Linked DNA regions of Mus musculus: region 1 is linked to region 2. A link is a loop called in an ENCODE intact Hi-C map of the cell type or tissue named here. Cell type or tissue: left cerebral cortex. All regions are shown on one strand. Links, peaks and the distances in the headings refer to the core of each region. The heading gives the core; the rest is flanking DNA. Region 1 holds the start of Gm32729 (a long non-coding RNA gene). Region 2 holds the start of 4930529K09Rik (RIKEN cDNA 4930529K09 gene).

Region 1 (9,714 bases), core at 1,175-9,174, 77 kb after region 2:
CTTATCTGAAAAGGAAGGGTATAATGTCTGTTTAAAAATACAGTCAATACTATTATTACTTGAAAAATTCCCTTTCTTCCTACCATCTTGCGAGTGCATTCATTTGTGGAACTGAAAGACTGATCAATACTGAGGAAATCAAGTTCCTAAATGTCATACTTTTTTTTGTAATGTGTATTTTCTATAAGAAATTACAAGGGACAAAAACATAGTATATAGATCTTTAGTTTGCTGCTTTATGTGAATTATAAAGTGAGGGACATGACCCAAGAAATATAAGACAGACTTATGTGACTGATGCATTAAAACACCACAATAATTAAACCTAGAATGGAATCCTCATCATCTTTAGACTGGAATTTCTGCTTTCATTTATTCTATCCTCATGTCAGACCTATAATGAGTGTAGTAATAAGTTATATTGTTGTTTTCTAGTTTTTAAAAATCCCAAAGACTTCTTTTTTTAAAAGTTACTCATCAAATAGTATAAAGTCCTTTGCTTTATTGTTGAAATGAGAGGCAACCAATACAACACAAATACTCAGAGAAGTGAAAAATACTCATTGGACACCAGAGAATGGAAATTGAGATTTGTTTTAGGTCTATAGTATTTTGCTCTACAATCTGTTGAGCCACACAAATTGACCTGCTTTTAGCTTCCCTCATCTCTTCTGCTTTAGTTTGCTGTTAGTCCTATTATTCCCACTTTTATTGTGTGACTCAAATGACCCTCACATGGGCAGAGGAGACAATGCTGTTCTCTCTCAGCTGCTTAGCTGACAGGATTTCTCAGTATGGAACAGCAGCATCTATTAGTGAACTAATCATTTCTTTAAGATTAGAATTGGAGAAATTTCCCTGAGTTTCATCTCACAATATTTTAAAATTAAAAATAAATATGATCTTCTTAAATTTTAAGCTTTTGTTAGGGTTATAAAACTCTCATTTGAAGAGGCTTATAGTTCCAAGTGTGTACCCAAATGGACATGCATGTACCTGTGTGAAATAGTGTTGGTGGAATCTGATATGGATTTTCCTGATTTTCTTCCTTGAACTGTATTTTGCCTGCATCATCCTTTTCAATGCTTGTCACAACAGTGTAGATTAGATAAAAGGTATATAATTGCTATGTGACAGGTACAGTTTGAACACCAGTAAACAATAAACTGGGTATCAGATACTTAAGCTCCAGAACTATTTCTTTTAACCACATCACTCTGTCATTCACAGCAGTAAATATGTCCTTGAGTGTGATATGGTGGTGGTGGTGGTAGTGGTGGTGGTATGTGTGTGTGTGTGTGTGTGTGTGTGTGTGTGTGTGTGTGTGTGTGTGTGTGATTGGATCAATATTTCCATGGCATTGTCCACAACTCTGACATACAAACCAACATTTAACAACTGGGTAGCAGGATTCTTTAGCTTTATCTGATTTCAATCACTATTACCTTAATGTCAGTTGTATTCATCTGACATAAAGCAACTTCATTCCTCCTGCACATGTCTGTCTCCTGAATTATTTTGGACCGCTTCTCTCTGGTACACAAATTGCTGAATAATCTCCTTCTTGCATGGCGTGCTACTAATATACTCTAGACACCACTATATAAGGTTAAATTATCCAGTGCCAATAAGATACTCACTTTTCATGTCAAACAATGTGTGGAAGAAGCATGCTTCACTTCTGCTCATTGGCATACATGATGTATTGACTCTGTAAACATAGTATTCTGCACACACACAAAAAACATACTTTTCAGGTAAACAGACTATTTTATTATTTTCATTTTTCTTCCCTGCATATTTTTTTTCTGAAAAACATATGAAATAAGTTTTGTTATTGCCTCAGTTGGCCCTTTAAGGTTGGCTTCCTTTAGGATGAACAGCTTTTCGATTCTCCAGCTGACCAATGAAAGGAACAGCGTCAAACTTGCCTTCTGAAACAGCTTAAGTAGATGGGACAAAGTCAGTTGCCCAGTAGAGGTGGTCTTTAGCTAAAGGTCAAATGAAATTGTACTGGAAGCTGTGAGATTACCTTCAAGTGGGTATTTTAGGTGGTGGTAGTAATGGGTAAACTTTGTGGGAACTGACGAGAAAACTGTAACATTCTAAAGCCAGTCATCTTTATCCCTCTCATTTTCTCTTCTTTATTCTAAAGAAATAAGACATGCTGGCTTGTACTTGATTTATTTTTTCTCCTTTGTTAGACTAGGCAAAAGGTTGGAGTAGCTTATTTACAGTTAGAAAGTTTGTACGTGTGAAAAAATATACCTTGTGAAATTCACTACATTGGTATAAGGTCTATTTTTTGAGCTATAGCTACTTCCAAAACAGCAGAGGCCAAAATGCCACCCAAATCTCCCCTGTTCTTTCTAAAACAGGAGATTGAAAGGCCATGTGAACAATGCCCTTCCAGTACTAGGAGAAAAATGAGTTGTTCATCAAGGAGTCAATGCCTAGAAAATTCTGCACAAACAAGTATTATTTAAATAATTCTTATCTCCCTCTACCTCACCCATCCCCCCACATCATATAGTTGTTTTCCCATAGTTACCTATCTTTGCTCGACGTCATATCAAACCCTGGGGCTTTGTTACCCTATTTCTTCAGGAGAGGTCTGATGCTGTGTTAAATTCTCCTGTTCATATTTCTTATGTCAGTTCATGCTTTCCTCTTGTCAGTTTAATTTCAGAAAGGCCCATACGAACTATAAAATTGTTCCGTACTCTAAAATTATTTGGGGGGCATAAGAGGTACATACGAAGTTTCTTTAGTGATTCATCACAACATGGTTGCTAAGGACAACAGAAAAGCATTGTCTGATAGTTCTGGAGGACAGATGTTCAAACTGTGTCTCTATCTGAAAGCTCTAGAAAAGGAGCCCTCTTGATTCTTCTAATGGTTGGTGGGAATACTTGATGTATTGAGGCATATAGACATATTACTCTGACCTCTGCCTCTATCACCACAGAATTCTTTCCTGTGTGTCTGAGTCCCAGTTCGTTTCCTTTTTGGACATAGGTACTCATATCAGTGCAGATATGCCCAATATGATTTTTTTCTTAACTTGCAATGATACCTGCAATGATATAATGTCCAAACATTGTCACATTCTCAGGTGCCAGGGAATAGGAATTGTGAGGAATGTCACACTCCTTACATCATGAGGCAAGACTACATTGTGGTGAAAGCCCAGGGCTTGTAGCAAAGGAATTACCAGAAACAGAGATCATGGACGTCCTCTTGGTTTCCAGCAGCAGCAAGAGTCCCCATTTGTCCACAATTAGGGCTGTGTTTTCAGCAGGGTGTGTTGTCACTGTTCTTTCTATCTTGATGTGCTCCACAACCAACAAGGAGACTATAGAATAACCAGAATCTTTATCTTACCTTTCTCTATCCATGTCCTTAGCAACATGGCTCTCTAGTCTTAACAGATGTACCTTTCCCACATTTTCTGTATGGATTAGATTCCTGGTTTGCTTTGGGCAAGAGAATATGGCAGGAATGAGTCTTCAGTCTAGGTCTGATATACTATGAAAGTGTTGTATATTTTCAGTCTTCCTCTACAATCTAGCCATCATGGTTAGAATAAGTCCAAGTGAGATTTCCTATGTGGAGCAGAGGAAGCTTGTGTTATCTTTGATGCATCTGTACTAGACTAGGGACCACCCAGTTCCCATGTTACTCACAGTTTCCTGCTGATTTATGTGTATGTTAAGCTATGTTCAGATGAGCATCAACTCAATAGTCTGAAATGCCTTGCCAGCCATAAATTTGTGGAAATAACACATACTTGTTTTTTAAAATTTTATTATTAATTCATTTAAAAATTACCTTGGTTTGTGTGTGTGTGTGTGTGTGTGTGTGTGTGTGTGTGTGTGTGTGTGTGTGTATGTGTGTGTGTGTGTGTTTGTGTGTGTGTGTGTGTGTGTGTATGTGTACGTATATGTATCATGGTGTATATATGAAGATCAAAAGACATCTTTCAGAAGTTGGATCTCTAATTCTAGTACATGGCTACCTGAGTTCATACTAAAGTCATTAGTTTTGCAGCAAATGCCTTTACCCACGAGTCCATGATTATTGGTTTAAATCATTGCAGTTTGAAGAACTTGGTGTGCAGTATCTATATGGCATAGAAAAAAAGAACTTTTGGGGTTATACCCAATCTCCAAAAACATTGTATTAATTTTTCTTAAAAAAGAAAATTTGAAGTAATTTTCAATAATTTTCATAACCTTTGTTATCTGGGAGAAAAGCATGCTGGAATTGTGGCCTGGGATAATTTAGAAACTAGAAACTGCTCTTTATGTGTGTTTGGACTCAGTCAAGATGGTTTCCATGCCAATATTTAAAACAGTGACATCTGGTTGCTCTCAGCTGCATATGATAAGGAACCCTAAAGAATGAGACAAGTTAAAGAAAGAACTAGCTGTATGCAGAACTCGGAGGTGTTACAGAGAGCCTTCTTTGTTGGAAAATAAAACTGTTTCTCAGCTTCAGTTCTGTTGCCAAGATCAAGTTCTCAAAGTAATGTAAGACTGGAAGACAAATTAGAGCTAGCTTGTGAGAGCCTTTGCTAAGATTTTAAGAAGAATTAAGGCCATGTTTAGTAGACCTTGTCAGCTGGATAAAAGGGCTGTTAGGAAGCGTGTATAGGCCGGGTGGCACTGAAGTCTGATTCCCAAGTAACTGTGATTACATCTAGAAAGTGAGACTGAAAAAAGGATTTTTTTTTCAGGTGACTTTTCTACCACAAAGTAGATAATGATCAGGTTCATAGAAAGCTCACACAGTTTTTAATTGACTTCTATTGACTGAAGAGCTTCAATATTGAACTAAAAGGGACGGACATCTTTCAAATTGCAAAAGTAACTAGGTTCCCTTAATTTTACTTGAACAGAAATCATGTTGAGAAATCTACACAGCTGCAAACACAGGACCTTTCTTCAGAAATAAGATGTGACAGAAAAAGGACATTTCAGATCTAAGGAGATAAGTACTTTGCAGAAGCATCCAGAGGGAGCGTCAGACAAGTGAATCACTCCCAGGTAGTAGAATAAACATTGGATAAAGGAACACTGCTTGGACCCAATATCTTAAGTCTGGCATCGATTTACTAAACAAAAATCTTAGAATTACTACCAAATTCTGATTATTCTGTAACTCCTAGCCTGAATTTTTAATAGGAATGAAAATTTGCAATGGATTGGCAGGATCTGTCTTGGACCATTATTGTATTTGGAGTATAGAAGCCTTGTCTTTTCAGTTGAAAACATCTCTGCATCATGAAGAGGCACAGAAGACTTGATGTAAGACTGAATGACACAGTGTGGCAGAGACTGTAGCTCTTGAAAGGTGGTGGCTATATTTTGTCTATGAGACGTAATTAATTGAGATCACAGGGTCTTTATAGTCATTCAGTTGTAAACGCCATCCTGATTATTCAATCTTTCATTTTTCTTATCTCTTTTTACAATGTGAAGGTGTCATTTGTACTTTCAGTACGTAGCATCTATTTCCTTCCTTTTTGAATGTCAAATGGCCCTGTGAGGTTTTTGTTTTTGTCAGTTAATACAGCTGATGCGATGGTATTCCAGTTCTGTCCTTACGCTGTGTGAAACTTCACATTTGCCTTTTCTTGCTCTTGGAATCTAGCCAAATTCATGGGTCCACATCCAGGTTAGCCTTTCAGATAAGAGATAGATGAGGGTAGAGCCTCAGAACTGCTTCCTAGCTTGTTCAACAAAGGAATGGACAGGCCTAGATAAGCTGCCTTCTTAATTCATGTGTTAGTGACCCAAGTCAATTTGCAGTGAGCCTCACATCTAGACCACGGTGTTCTATGGCTCCATCCATTATTTCTGAGAAATTACAGTTACTCGTGGTTTAAAGAGTGCTATATATTATAATTCTCATGCAGCAATACTAATAGTAAAATATCTTAGTCTGTGCTGCTGTAGCAATACCTAAGAGCAATATATAAGTGACAGCCATTTATTTATCATAGTTCCCTAGGCTGGGAAGTCCAAAATCAAGCCACTAATTTGTGTGCTTATGTGTTGTCTGTTGATGTTTGATCCCTGTCTTCAGGATAATGCCTCACTACTGCATTCCCCAGCAGGAAGGGATTCAGTTTTCACACTGAGGATGGAAGAGAAAGAAACAACCCTTGCCTTTCAAGTTATTCTATGAGCCCTAATCCCATCTGCCAGACTCCACCCTTCTGACTTAGTTACCCTTTGTATACCTCTGCCTTTAAAAATCCTACCATATTGACTGAAAATCAATACACACACATTCTGGAGTGTGTTTAGACCACAGCTCTGCCTAAACCTAAAGCTAGACAGGAGAAGGAAGAGCTCATCAAAACATGTTGTGAGCTTGGGGAGGCCGCAAGCACATGTTCCATCCCTGGGGATCTGCTGGTGGATGATTTTGGTCCCAGCCCTGTTGGTGACATGGCCGCTGGAGAGAAGCGGAAAGAGTTAAAACTTCACAGCTATAGCTAAATTCACATTACTTTTGGGAAGTACACAGTAAATAGTTGCTGATGAAAGTTCACAGTAGAAATGGGTGTTGGGGGCAATAAGGACAGGTTGGTGACAGTGGGGAATAGTGACAGACAGCGTCACATTATAGCCTAGTGATAAGATGCTTTCCTTTAACCTAGAGGTGCTGAAATCTGAAATGATATTAGAATACACCAAGAGCACACCAGAACCACACCCAACTCCAAGACTCCTCATGGGTAGGCAGGGGTGGCAGAAATAAAATGTAAGATTGGTGCTTATGGAAATCATGTGACAAGGATTGGAGAAAGGAAAACTGCTCCAAGTCCTATCTTAGCAAATTGAAATTATATTCCAAAGTGAATAAAAATACCATCCATTTGCATTTGTGGTTTACAGTTATAAAAAAGGTTTACAAACATGGTTTTATATATAATACATTATATATGGGTGTTTGTATAGACATATCTATATATTTATATATAGGAATGCCTATAGGTATGTACATATATACATATCTATGTATGTATATGTAGGAATATCTATAGGTATGTATAGGTTTATATATATATTTGTATAATACATTAACATGAATACTCTCTCTCTCTCTCTCTCTATATATATATATACATATACATATATATGCATATATGTATGAATAAAAATAAAAAATGTTAAATGTTTCCTAAACTGTTGTTCCAAAAATAATGGGTTGTGTCAAATATTTTTTCAAATATTTGTTGCCATATGTACTGTTATTTTCAAAGTAAAGGAACTAAATATTTACAAACTTCCATTTGTTCCAAAACTGAATGATGCTTTTCTTCTTATTTTGTTCTTCTATGCCTCATTACAAATATGGTTGCTAATCTTTGCTATCACCTTGATTCGACATGAAAATCACTGTGAAAAAAAAACACCATTCATGTGACTAGGAAAGACTTAGCCAAGAAGCCCTGCTCAGAATGTGACTGCCACCTGTATTCATCTCAGCTTCCAGATACATATGCACAGTGACCGGCCATCTTGTCTTTAGGCTGGTGTGCCTTTGCTGACATGACGGACTGTATCCTCTCATATTGTAAGCCAAAACCTTGCCAGATGTGTGGTCACAGAGCCAAAAAAATGTAATTAATATAACAACATTCAAAATTAAGAAAGGTTTAACTTCTGATTTTATGCTACTCTTGCAAGGTACATGTTTAAACCTTGGAGTCAAATTCAATCTAGAAAATTTTAAGTTTTGTAAGTAAAACAAAAATACTAAGTATTTCTGCATCATATACTTTACTGAATTTACTGTTTCCCCTCTGCGTGCTCTGTACTGATTCTGCAGTGTGCTAGTACGTGCTTTCCTCTTCATATTCCTAGGACATCTCCTGAGAAGAAAAATGATAGCGTGTGTGTGTGTGTGTTTGTATATGTGTGTGAGTGAGTGAAAGTGTGTGCACACACGCATGTGTGTGTGCCTTTTTCTAAAATCTTTTGAGTGTTTCTTTGACCATTTCTTTTCTTCATGAGCTAAGGATCTAGCCATATTTTAGCAATGATTTTAGGACCGATTTAACAAAATGCTGATTTCCTACTACTGTTACCCCTTTGTTTGTGTTCCTTTACTCTTCATACTGATAAAACTTATATATCCATTTATTGTATTAGCTATGATATTAAGTTTAGTAATTAAATACAAATAACTGATTTTTATAATTCTCTATCTACATTTACTTACCTATATCCAACATAGGCTAAAGAGCTGATCAAGAGCTGCTCATCGTTGAGACAAAGTCACAATCATGCATCCAGCAGACTAAATATGTCTTATATTTTCGTCTCAATGTCATACTGAAGTGCTGTATCTTGATTGATTATAACCCCAAGCTCTTGCCTTACAATGCTGCATCTATCAACTCTTATCAGCTCTCCCCTCCTCATGCTTTCACTGTTTTGTTTTTGCTGCCTTCCCGAATATGACATACTATAACAGAATATTCCCTTACTTGTCTCACACCCAGCTCGGCCTTCCTTCCTTTCCAATCTGGTACCACGATTCAAGGCAGCCTCTATCTTTATGGCTCAAGCAGATAGGTTTGCAAACACTGCTGAATTGAATCATAACAGAGAATTTCCAAACCACTGTGTTGTAATCATCCATCTCAATCGAATGGCTATTCTTGGTTATTTGACCAAAATTTATTTACCATACAGAAGAATACTGAGTTTATGGAATGTTATGTTTTTCCTCCACAAAATAAATTAACACCTACATGAAAAAGCTGAAACTTTCTGGAACCTTCCAAGTTTTCCATACTGGAATTCCCTTAGCTTTCCATGTTCCTGTCATGTAACTCCCAAACACCAAAGATCAACTCCAACCAGGCTAGGTTTATCCTGCTCCTGCAGACCTTTCAAGCCTCTTATGAGAATCAGTATTCTTTCCTTTGCACACTTCTTTCCTTTGCCTTGCTTGCTCCCAGGTTCCAGCAGAATTCCAGGATCAGACGCTCTCTGACCTTTTATGTATTCCCTTCTGTGTTCCCTCCACGTCAATTTGAACTCCTGATCACTGTTGAAAACAGAGCGCCTTAGTCACCTTCAGATCCACATTGTTAAGGAGAGCCGACACCTAGCAACTCATTATTTATAACCTATCTGTTCTTTGAGAAGGACTTGTAGACACCCTGTATGTGTATAGTTTTCTATTTTGAAATGCATCCTGACACACATCCTCGCATTTAATCCTCATGACGAGCTTGCCAGGAAGCAATGGAGATTTCATCTGGTTTGAAATGAGAACAGTCAGTCTCAGAGAGATCAGGACCCACAGAGTTTACAAAACAGCCTCAGGCCAGGAGACTGGTAATGACAAGGGTTAGAGTACAGGTTTTGACTGCTTTTACTATGGTCATACCGTATGCTACTGTATGGCGAAAGTGTGGGACTATCTTAGTAAATAGAAAAGATACCTTTAAAAGTTTGTTTAATGATATCACTATTTTAGAACATTTTAAGAACTTCTGCATACTTATCAAAGCCATACTTATTCTACTTTGAGAGTTCAACCAGCCATTCATAATTAAATAATAGGGCAGATTTTTGCTAATAATACATCTTTGCTGTGCTTAAGTATTCAGCTGCCACCACCAACAATCTGATAAGGGCATAATGAGGACGATGTATCTGAAAAATAAAGATATCTGCAGTAGGA
Region 2 (9,714 bases), core at 642-8,641:
AGGTCAGATGCCTCAAGAGATGTCAAGCTGTTCATCATGGCCATCACTGATTGAACATGGTACTCATGGCTCTGAAGATCAGGGCGAGAATGAGAATGAGTGGCCAGAAACTGGTGGAAAACATATTTGAGCTTAAAGTCAGAAACAACTTTCTAACTTCCAAAACTGTCCAATGATAAAAACAGGCTGGTGTGGGAAGTAGACAGTTATTCCTCACTGGATATAGCCAAGCAAAAACTAGACAGATTCTTACCTAAATACTCCAGATAAGAGCTGAGTATCAGATGAGTAACTAGACTAGATGACTAATAATTCTTTTCAATACTAGAAAGTGCCAATTATTGACAAAAACACTTATGACAATATGGGCTCCTTTCCTTAACACTGCAGTGGTTACCAGTACTCTCTTAATAAGTTTTTCTGTAAATTGTCCTTCAGATTCTCTACTGCCATGCTAGTCATTAGAAAAATTGCCAATGAAAGCTTATCTTTGCTCCTCTTCTCCAAAAGGTATATATTTAGTATACCCTGACTCAACACTTCCCCATTTAGTGGGACACACCACTAGCAGAACACTGATAAGACCCCATCTGACTGTCACCATTTTAGCAAAGAGGAGATTTGATTTCCTGCTACACAGTTCAACTCTAGAGGTCCTCAAATTAATTAAAAACCTAGTTTCCTAATATCTTTCCATTCCAATATTGTCAAAAATCATAAGATGATTCTTAAAAGTCTGGACAACCTCTCTTCATTTACCGCAAGAATAAGAAAAATGAGAGGCAGTGAAATTTCTATGGTGTCTTCATTTATCCCAGTGAGCACATCTATTCGCCTATATGGTTGGAAGTAGAGTTCCCCAAGATACATTTCTTGGGTTTCTCTTATTAAACATTAAAGGAAAAAAAAAGGAAAACACAAAGTGAAATTTTCTGTCTTTGCATTAGGCAACAGGTTTCGTGTCTCCACAGCTAGACAAATGATGATGGTTTTCTAATGCATACATAATTTTCAGTGACATTCAGCCAAAGTCCCACAGGCTCATAGATGTTCTGACCCAATGCATAACTTCACATTCTTTAAAAAAAACAAAAACAAAGGCCACTATTCTTTATTTGTGCAACAGTTAGCTAAGAAAGACACTGAACACAACAAGGAAGGAGGAATGACTGAATAACAGATGTGGCAGTGGCTCAGCCTCTGCCTGATTTGCCCCTACTCTACAGAGAAGATTTATAATTAATGGGCATATGTTTTTTCTGTAGGGGTTAATCTTTTTTCATGTGACCTTTCAATACTATCCATGTTCTTATTTATTTTTCCACTAGCCCAGCATCTCGGCTTTACAAGTGTATATAAAGTTGTGGTTTGGGGACGGAAAAGTGACTGAAATAGATAGGCTTCCTTATAAATATGAGATATATGATATCATCTTGGGATGCGTTCTGGGGAGCATTTTTCATATCTTTAGTTTCATTCATATGTTCTCCAACAATTGTTCCTCAGATAAAGACTCAGTATAATATATTTTTTCTTTGTAAAAGACATTTCTGACTACAAACAAATCTAAACAACAGTTAAAAGAGTTAAAAGAGAGTCAGCTTTAAATGTGGGCAATGGTTAACAGCAGTAAGAGTGAGGTAAATGTAAGGAGGGAGGAAGGGGTAATGATTCGGAGCTCGGAGCTTCTTTATTGCCTTTGCAATTCTGCAGCTCAAGAATAAAAGCTATTATGGCAATCTAAGAACAAGTCTCTTCATAATCAAATGCTAACAACAGTATCCCCTTTCCAGCCTTATTGGAAGACAAGGGATAGAATACTCAGTAAATTCTCATTTAATTAGTGGTAGGAACAAGGTATCAGCATTTAAAAGAAAATCTCATCAGGTGGAAGAAAACAGGGAAATAGAAACCACAGTCAATATTGTTTTGGACAGGATCTTTGTTACAAGATAAAATTAGTGGGTAGAAGTTTGAGAAGAAATTTGTGTACTTTTTCAGTCATACCCCTGAACTACATATTAGCTAAGGGGAGCTAGTAACTTTCTTAGAGAGACCTTGTCGAAGTGACCGTAACAAAGCATGTGCCTTGGATGTCATTTGTGAATAAGGCATGGGCATCATCAACCCCTGAGATAATGATATAGAAACAAGCCACTTCCGTGCTATTGTGTGTAAGCTACCCACTCAACCCAGCAGAGCCACTGAGGCTCCTCCTCTGCAGTGCTGTTACAGAAATGTACAACTTCTTTCTTAGCAGGCAACGTTAAAAATGCATGCTGAAAGAATTCTAACAAACAAACAAACAGAAAACCCAACAGACAAACAACAACAGCATCAAACCCCACCAGCCTTCTTTGAAGGGGCAAACGATATGAAAGACAAAGAAAGGCCATGAGATTATCCCAGATTAGAGGAAACTAAGACAAACATCAGTTAAATGACACACTCCACTGTGCAAATAACAGTAGTGAGGAGCCTAGGTACATGGTGTTAGGATGAGCAGTGCAGTTCAGATTATTGTAGCAGTGTGGTTTTTCCCGAGTCTCATCTCCGTAATTTGGTCAGATAAAAGAGAGCTTTCCTAGGAAGCAAGCGAGGAATAAATGAGAACTCTTATATTATTTTCACACATCTTCCATGAATCTAAATGAACTTCAAAATGAGCGCTTAAATAAACTCAAACAGGCTCCTATGCAGCCGAGAGTAAGCACTCTGTCTGAAGATGTGCTCAATCCTCAACAGAAGCTGTCTATTACTAAACCTGGCTGCCACGTCATGCATGACCAAAGCTGTGAAGAAAACGTGATGCGTTTCTGACCTTGGAGTGTCTTTAGAGATAGTGAGGGTGAGCATCTTCAAAGAGTGGGGTCTTGAGAAGTATTAGTAATCAAAGGAGATGTCTGCATGATGTAGCAGGAATTCTGTGTTCCCCCACCCCAAGGGAGGAACTAAGAGAACACTCTCCACTTTTTTAATGATGAGTTTCATCCTCTCTTAAAAGCCCAAGTTCTTGCCATCTGATTTTGTGATTGTTTCTTTCAGTTTTGGAAAAGAGGATACATTTTAAGTTTTGTTTGTTGTATGAGAGGAAAAATTGTCTTCATAACAGCATTTTTTTTAGATGTTGAGTAGTTTCTAAAGCTGAGGAATTATCTCAGTTTAATTGGAAGAAAGGTAAGAAGGAAGGAAGCAAAAAAAAAAGAAAGACCAGAAAGAGAGACAGAGACAGACAGACAGACAGACAGAGACAGACAGACAGACAGATGACAGACAGACAGACAGACAGACACACACACACACACACACAGAGAGAGAGAGAGAGAGATTGCTTATTTTCAAAGTTCAGTTTTAGAAGTGTTTCTTTTCCATAGCCAATATTAAATACATAAATTAATTAATTAAATAAATGAAATAAAATAGTAATTCCTTTATTCCATATAAACCACTGAGAGTTTAAGAACAGAGACTCCTTTTGTTATGTAAGACAATCACAGCTTGCATAGGCATGCTTGTTTCATTTGTAAACACACATCATTTGGGATATTAATTTTATTCAGTTTTACAACAGCTTAAAGCTCTTATCCCTTGCAGAAGAGTCTGCTGATAAGAGTGGTGACTTATATGTCTTAAATGGGAGCTTTTGAATCTTGTAGTAAAAGCCATTGAGCATTTTCACTACCTGATGACGACTTTGAATCTGTAGGCACAGTCACAGTGCTCTGAACGTACTGTGGTTGTTCCTGTGAGTTGTCCCACACCTTTGCTCATGCCTTTGTCATGTATAATGCATACATGTCGTGTATAATGTCGTGTATACCAGGGCTGATAAAGGTGCTTTCCTTGAGTCGTGCTGTAAGCAGTGATGCTATGATACATTAAAAAAACAAAAAAACAAATGTACTTGATACACGGCAAGTTCTAAATATATATCACTATTTTGAAACCTATTAATTATTTATGAGAAGAATTGAGAGAAAATGGAAGGATAGATTAAAGGAAAACACCAAACCTATGCCAAGTTTTGGGGGAAACTCAACATAGAACCTAGCCCTACATTACCATATTTTGTACTTGCTTTTGATAGGTTTGGCGATCATTGTTGACTAAATGGACAAAACAATGCTCTTGCTAATACCCTCAGCTCCTTAACCCCATCCACTCCTCCATCAGGACCTACAATGAGCCACCTCTCCTACAATGAGCCACCTCTCCTACAATGAGCCACCTCTCCTACAATGAGTCCACCGAGTTTTATCCCTGAGTACTAAAGCACTGCCTGAGCATGCTCCAGCACAGAGCCAGCTCTCTCACTTTAGATCCTCACACCCCTCAAGGGGTCTTTGGCATTGCTCAGAAATTGTCTCCTCAGTAACCAAACCGTGCCTCCCCACCCAGCACGACTTCAATTTCAAACTTGCAAGTTTTACACCTCCCACCCTCTCATTCTTAACTGAATACCTCACTTCATGTTTCATTCAGAAAATAGAAAACACAGAATGAAAACTCCATCTGCCCACAACTAAATCTAGAAAACCCGGTTCACTCGCCTTTGTCACTGTTATGTTCCCACCTGTTACTATGGAGGCCAATCTCTCTCCTGATGCTCTCAGCCCCATTGCCTCACTCTCAAGGACACTGCACTTCCTGATGTTGCTTTCTGAATGGCTCCCTTTAGCCCCACCGTCTTCATGAGGATGCAGACATGTCCATATACATCTTTTCTTAAAATGCCATCTTCCTTTAGCTTGACTTTCCCTTTTCAGCTGTGTAGATTTTTCTAGGTGTCTTCACAGTCTCCTTTTCTGAATGCTTACATGTTCTTTGCTACCTGTGCCTCTTCCTCCTTTACACAGTCTCCATCCCTCAATGATCTGCGTTTACCTTCTATTTCATTGAAGCTGGTAACCTTATTGTTAGGTCAGCTAAACTCAGTCATGTAGTCCTAACCGCAGAAAGCCATTGCTCAAAAATCCAGTTCATCAGCTCCGTCTCCAATCCTTCAGCAAATGAGAATTTGGTTTCTAATTTAGGTTCCCATTCATTATTTGAGAGAGAGAAGAGAAGAAAAGAACATCACCTGTTAAGCTTTTGTAATCTAGCATTTCCACGAACTCATCTAGAACACTGGAAAATAAGCATAAACAGATATTGGAACTAAATGGAAAGACACGTTCTTGCAAATGTCTGCATATGTGGCATTAGTAAGTACGGATCATGCTGATTTTAACCTTAGTGGGTTATATCAGTTAAATCTGATTCTTGACTCAAAGCAAAGATAATTCTGGTTAGACGGAGGCCTTAGTGCGCGCAGGCTGAGCAGCAGTCTGGGCCAGCAGATGCTGCCCCGAGTCAGCCAGGTGCGGCGCCCATCTAAATGGTGTAGCCAACGTGTGGATTAGATTAAGTGAAAAATAATCTTTTCATCCTAATTAAGACTTGCCTCAAAACAACCAGATCTTTAACATATGGAGTGAAAGTAATTGAATTTGAGGAACTCAAGAAATTGACAGAGAAATGTGTCAGATGGCAGACAGAAATGGAGAGAAGGATTTAGAGTCAAAATAACTTGTGAGTTTGGTAGAAATCTTCTAAAGAAGGATAAAAAAAAATTCAAGAAATGTTTTGTTCAATTTTGAATGATTTCCCATGAAAACATATTTTGTTTTCTTTTTCAAAAAAATAAATTTTTGTGTTTGACGTTAACTGTTAGGTATTTGGAAAATTTACTTGTGAATTACATGAATCATCGCATTCTCTAATGGTGATGTGGCTCACCTTCTAATCTACATCTTGAATTCATCCATTTCTAAGGCTTTCCATTGCTTCAAGCAGAATCCCAGACAGTAGCATCTCTTACCTGGGCTGTTGTGGTTGTACTCCAGTCTCCCTCTGATCCCCCCCCCCCCCCCGAGTTTCCCTCTACACAGAAGAGAGAATGACCTTTTACATATGTAAATCAAATCATACCAGTCTCCTGCCTGAAATCCTACAGTGGTTCCCATAGCAATTATGTAAAATCCGCATTATTTTCCATGACTTGCAGGGACCCTGTGTAATCCCATTCCAACCACCTCTCATCATCTTTCCTTCAGACAATTATACTTTGTCTGTGTCCCAGTTCATGTTGTTTTTTTAGAGGATGCAAGTTTTCTTCCCTTTGCCCTGAAGCCTCCCTCTTCTTTCTCCTACCTCCCTTCATACAGTACTTATGATCTCTTCAGAAAGGAGTCATTTTCCAAATCAGTTCAGAGCCTCCCTTTCTCATCTTCTTACCTTTTTCTCTTCACGTTAAATGTTGTGCTTATGGCAGATCTGTGGGGCCATGAAAGGCAGCCTGTTCTGGTTGAATGAGGCTTGCTCCAGTGGGTGACCCAGTGGAGACCCAGTAGGAAACTCTACAAGGGATGGAACAGTGAGCCACATTCCCAGAGACACCACAAAGCCCGCATCACCATAATTCTGCGACTATAAGTTACACAGACAATGTCCCAAGCTTCTGACATTCTGGCTAGATTCCGTCCCCACAGTTACCTGACTATAGCCAGGTATGCACCTCCGCACAGTTACCTGGCAACAGCAAGGTAGCTGGCCCACTATAAAAGGGGCTGCTTGGCCCCTCCTCACTCTCTTTAAGCTCTCATTTTTCTTACTCTCATCTCTAACCCTCCTTTTCTCTCTCCTTTCCCCCCTCTCTCCACGTGGGCATGGCCGGCCTCTCTCTTTGTTTTACCTTCTATCTTTCTCTTTGCCTTTCTACAATAAATCTCTAAAACCATAGACTGTCTCTATTCATCAAGGCCCAAAGTGCTTAAACCATGGCATAGGCTTTCCCCTAAAGAGCTGCATCTAACCTTCCGCTAGAAGGCCTTTCTACACTCTAACCACGGGCCAAGGACTCTTACCTGCCTGGGAACCACCCAGAGCCCCCTCTCCACCCTGCCCTCTCTTCCCTTCAGCCACAGGGATGACTGAGCCGCCCCTAGGGCCTCCATTTTGTTCTCAGGTCTTCCGAGGTGTCCAGTGGTGTCTGGGACGCCAGAGACTAAGAACCTGTTATCTCTGGCTTCATTGAGGCCCAGAGACCTCGGGCTGCCTCTTGTCCAACCCCAGTGGGCTGAGTCCATAGCTTCACACAGCCAGACACCCACCCAGAACTGAGTGGAACGCATGAATCAGTCCTCCCACGTCCACCCACTCAGAGCATGGGAACTCTGGTGGGATGCGAGTTTTCTCCCACTCCCTTTATTCCCCGACGCCCACTGCCCAGCAAAGATCATCATCATTTATTCCAAGAGCAACCTGAAGCCAATAGAATTATTAAACTGATCCTCTCCTATTTGAAAACCATGTTCATTTTCTCCCAATAAATCAGGGTTGTCTGAAAGCATTGATCTGTCAAGAGAATCCATAGAGCTGACTTTGCTCATCAATGTAACTACGGCTATCCATAAGAGATAGATCATTAGATGTAGGGATCCAGGAATTGAACATGGACACTCTCTGCTATCATTGACCTTGCCTGAGAATAGAAAGGGGTCTGTTTGAAAGGATTAGCTAACCATAAAGACATCAAACATGAACCTCACCTTTTCTTTGAAGGACCAAAATATTTTTTCTTACATTTTAGAATCTAGGTTAATGTATAAATCTATCAAATCAATGGAAACTGCACTTAATTCTTCTCAGTTTTTCAACACAAATCCTTTAATGAAAGATCCAGTTCTTTTTCTAAGTAACTCAGTGATAAACACTAATTGCATATTGGGTAAGAAGGCAACAATAGTATCTTTATTGATGTTTGTATGGAAAATTAGTGCACAACACACTTGTGTCATTATGACTCTGTATCACTATGAGATGCCTACTGGTATGCTAGTACCAGAAGCCACATTTCTGAGAAGTTACTACTTGTCCTGGCGACCTTGGCCCTTTACAAATTCCAGATGTACTCTGTGCTCTTCTCGTTACTTTCTGTGATGATTAATACTGATTGTCCAATAAGAGGATCTTGAACAGTGATTCTCAACTTTCCTAATGCTGTGTGACCCTTTAATACACTCCCTCATGTTGCAGTGACCCCCCCAAACACAAATTATTATCAGAGACTTCACAACTCATTTTGCCTCTGTTATGAACCATACTATAAATATCTGAGATGCAAGATATCGGGTATGCCAAAGGAGTTGCCAATGGTAGACCAAAAACCACTGATCTAGAATCACTGACTCTCTGTGAGGGAGTATCCATGTAAGGTTAGCTGAAGTGTGAAGACCCAATCTACATGCATAGGACCATCTATACATTTCACACTTGGCCCAAACAAGAAGGGGATAGCAAGCTAAGCATAGGCTTCCTTTTTTCTCTCTGCTTTCTGAGTGCACACAAGGACCTGGATATAGCTCCAATCATCAGAACTTTCCAAGCATCAGGGATGGAGTCAGCTACAACTGAAAGTGAAAGCAAGCCCTTTCTTTGTCCTGTGGTTTTGTTGGTTACTTTGTTGCAGCAATGAGTCCAGTTGATAAGTAGGTCCTCTGATATACAGCCACAAACTTAGCATCTTTGCTGCATGGCACTTGCTCTGAAATCCGCTGCTTCCCTGTACCTTTGTTCTGTGTTTGCTTTTTCCACTGGAAGAAAAGTGGCATGAGGACAGAGACAGGCCTGCTTTGTGGCTGTGCTGCTCCTATCTGGCACTATACCTACTGCTTGATGAATATTTGTTGCCCCGCTTACTGAGCTATTTGTTTAATTCAGCTTAGTGCAAGGAATCGCATTTCTCTCTCAGAACTGGTTTCCTACTGGCCTCTGTCCATTGGAGGCACCAAGGAAAACTGAAGGGCTGGGGGAGAAAAAGATCTTTTGCTCTTCAGTTTTCTGTTTCTTCTCTCAATACCTCTGTGACCACACTACGTCATCCCAGCAGATCAAGTTGATTTGGCAGCAATTGCTACCGGTGTCCAGGTTTCCACATCTTCAGCATCAGCCTCAGCGTCCCCTTTCCCAACAACAACAAAACCCCTTTGAGGATTGTTGGAGCTGCCGTTCGCTTTTTCTGAGCCAGTAAAGACAAAATGCAGTTATATATGATAATTTATCCTTTTGTAGAAAAGTATAAAAGAATGTGTATGAGAAAATATGGTACATAACCCTGTGTATCAAAAATGTCATTTATGTTATATATAATGATACATGGCTATCATGCCAGCATTTTGGAAGGGTACACGGGAAGAAAGATAATTTGAGGCCATTCTTGGCTGGGTAGTAAATTGGGGGTGAGCCAAATTAGTACTGTCTAATTAGTGCTTTAGTCTTTGAAATCTAGACTGTGTTTAACTTTCAGCTCAGCTGACCAGCCACATGCTGGGAACACCCCTGTGGCTAGTTCTAGCCATATTGGTCAATTCAATTGAAAATGTAGCATTTCCAACAGCTTCCCATGTTCTTCTGCCCCAGGGCAGGCAATAGCTTTCTGCTGTTATTATTTCTATGACACCTGCATATTTACAGGATACTTACCAGTCTAACATTAACTCCATCTTAATAGTGAATGTGCTTTTACCTTAACCAGATCATATCTATTTCTGTTCAATAAAGTAATGACAGAGTCAGAAATATAAGATGTTTATAAAGCCAACTGTGTCTCAGACAAAAATGGCTTTGTTATATATTAGGAACAGGAAAGGAAACTGACAACTTCCAAAGGAGAGC

Evidence for each region. A loop is a pair of places that touch in the nucleus more often than their neighbours do. Peaks named below come from ENCODE experiments on the same cell type or tissue, not always from the same donor. Only the 100,000 strongest peaks of a DNase experiment are listed, where the experiment ranks them.
Region 1: a loop joins it to region 2, with 9 times the contacts of the local background. A loop is called at or near these places in 2 of 42 quality-filtered maps.

The regions. Positions count from the first base shown.
Region 1 is chr14:86,166,012-86,175,725 of GRCm38, reverse strand. Gm32729 (a long non-coding RNA gene) reads right to left here and starts at 2,790. Exons shown (of 3, transcript XR_383671.3): 1 at 2,759-2,790; 2 at 1,641-1,727. In left cerebral cortex, for the core only: no CTCF peak of the experiment used is centred there; a DNase peak (open chromatin) is centred at 4,416.
Region 2 is chr14:86,242,656-86,252,369 of GRCm38, reverse strand. 4930529K09Rik (RIKEN cDNA 4930529K09 gene) reads right to left here and starts at 6,400. Exons shown (of 4, transcript NR_040457.1): 1 at 6,277-6,400. In left cerebral cortex, for the core only: no CTCF peak of the experiment used is centred there; DNase peaks (open chromatin) are centred at 2,710 and 4,498.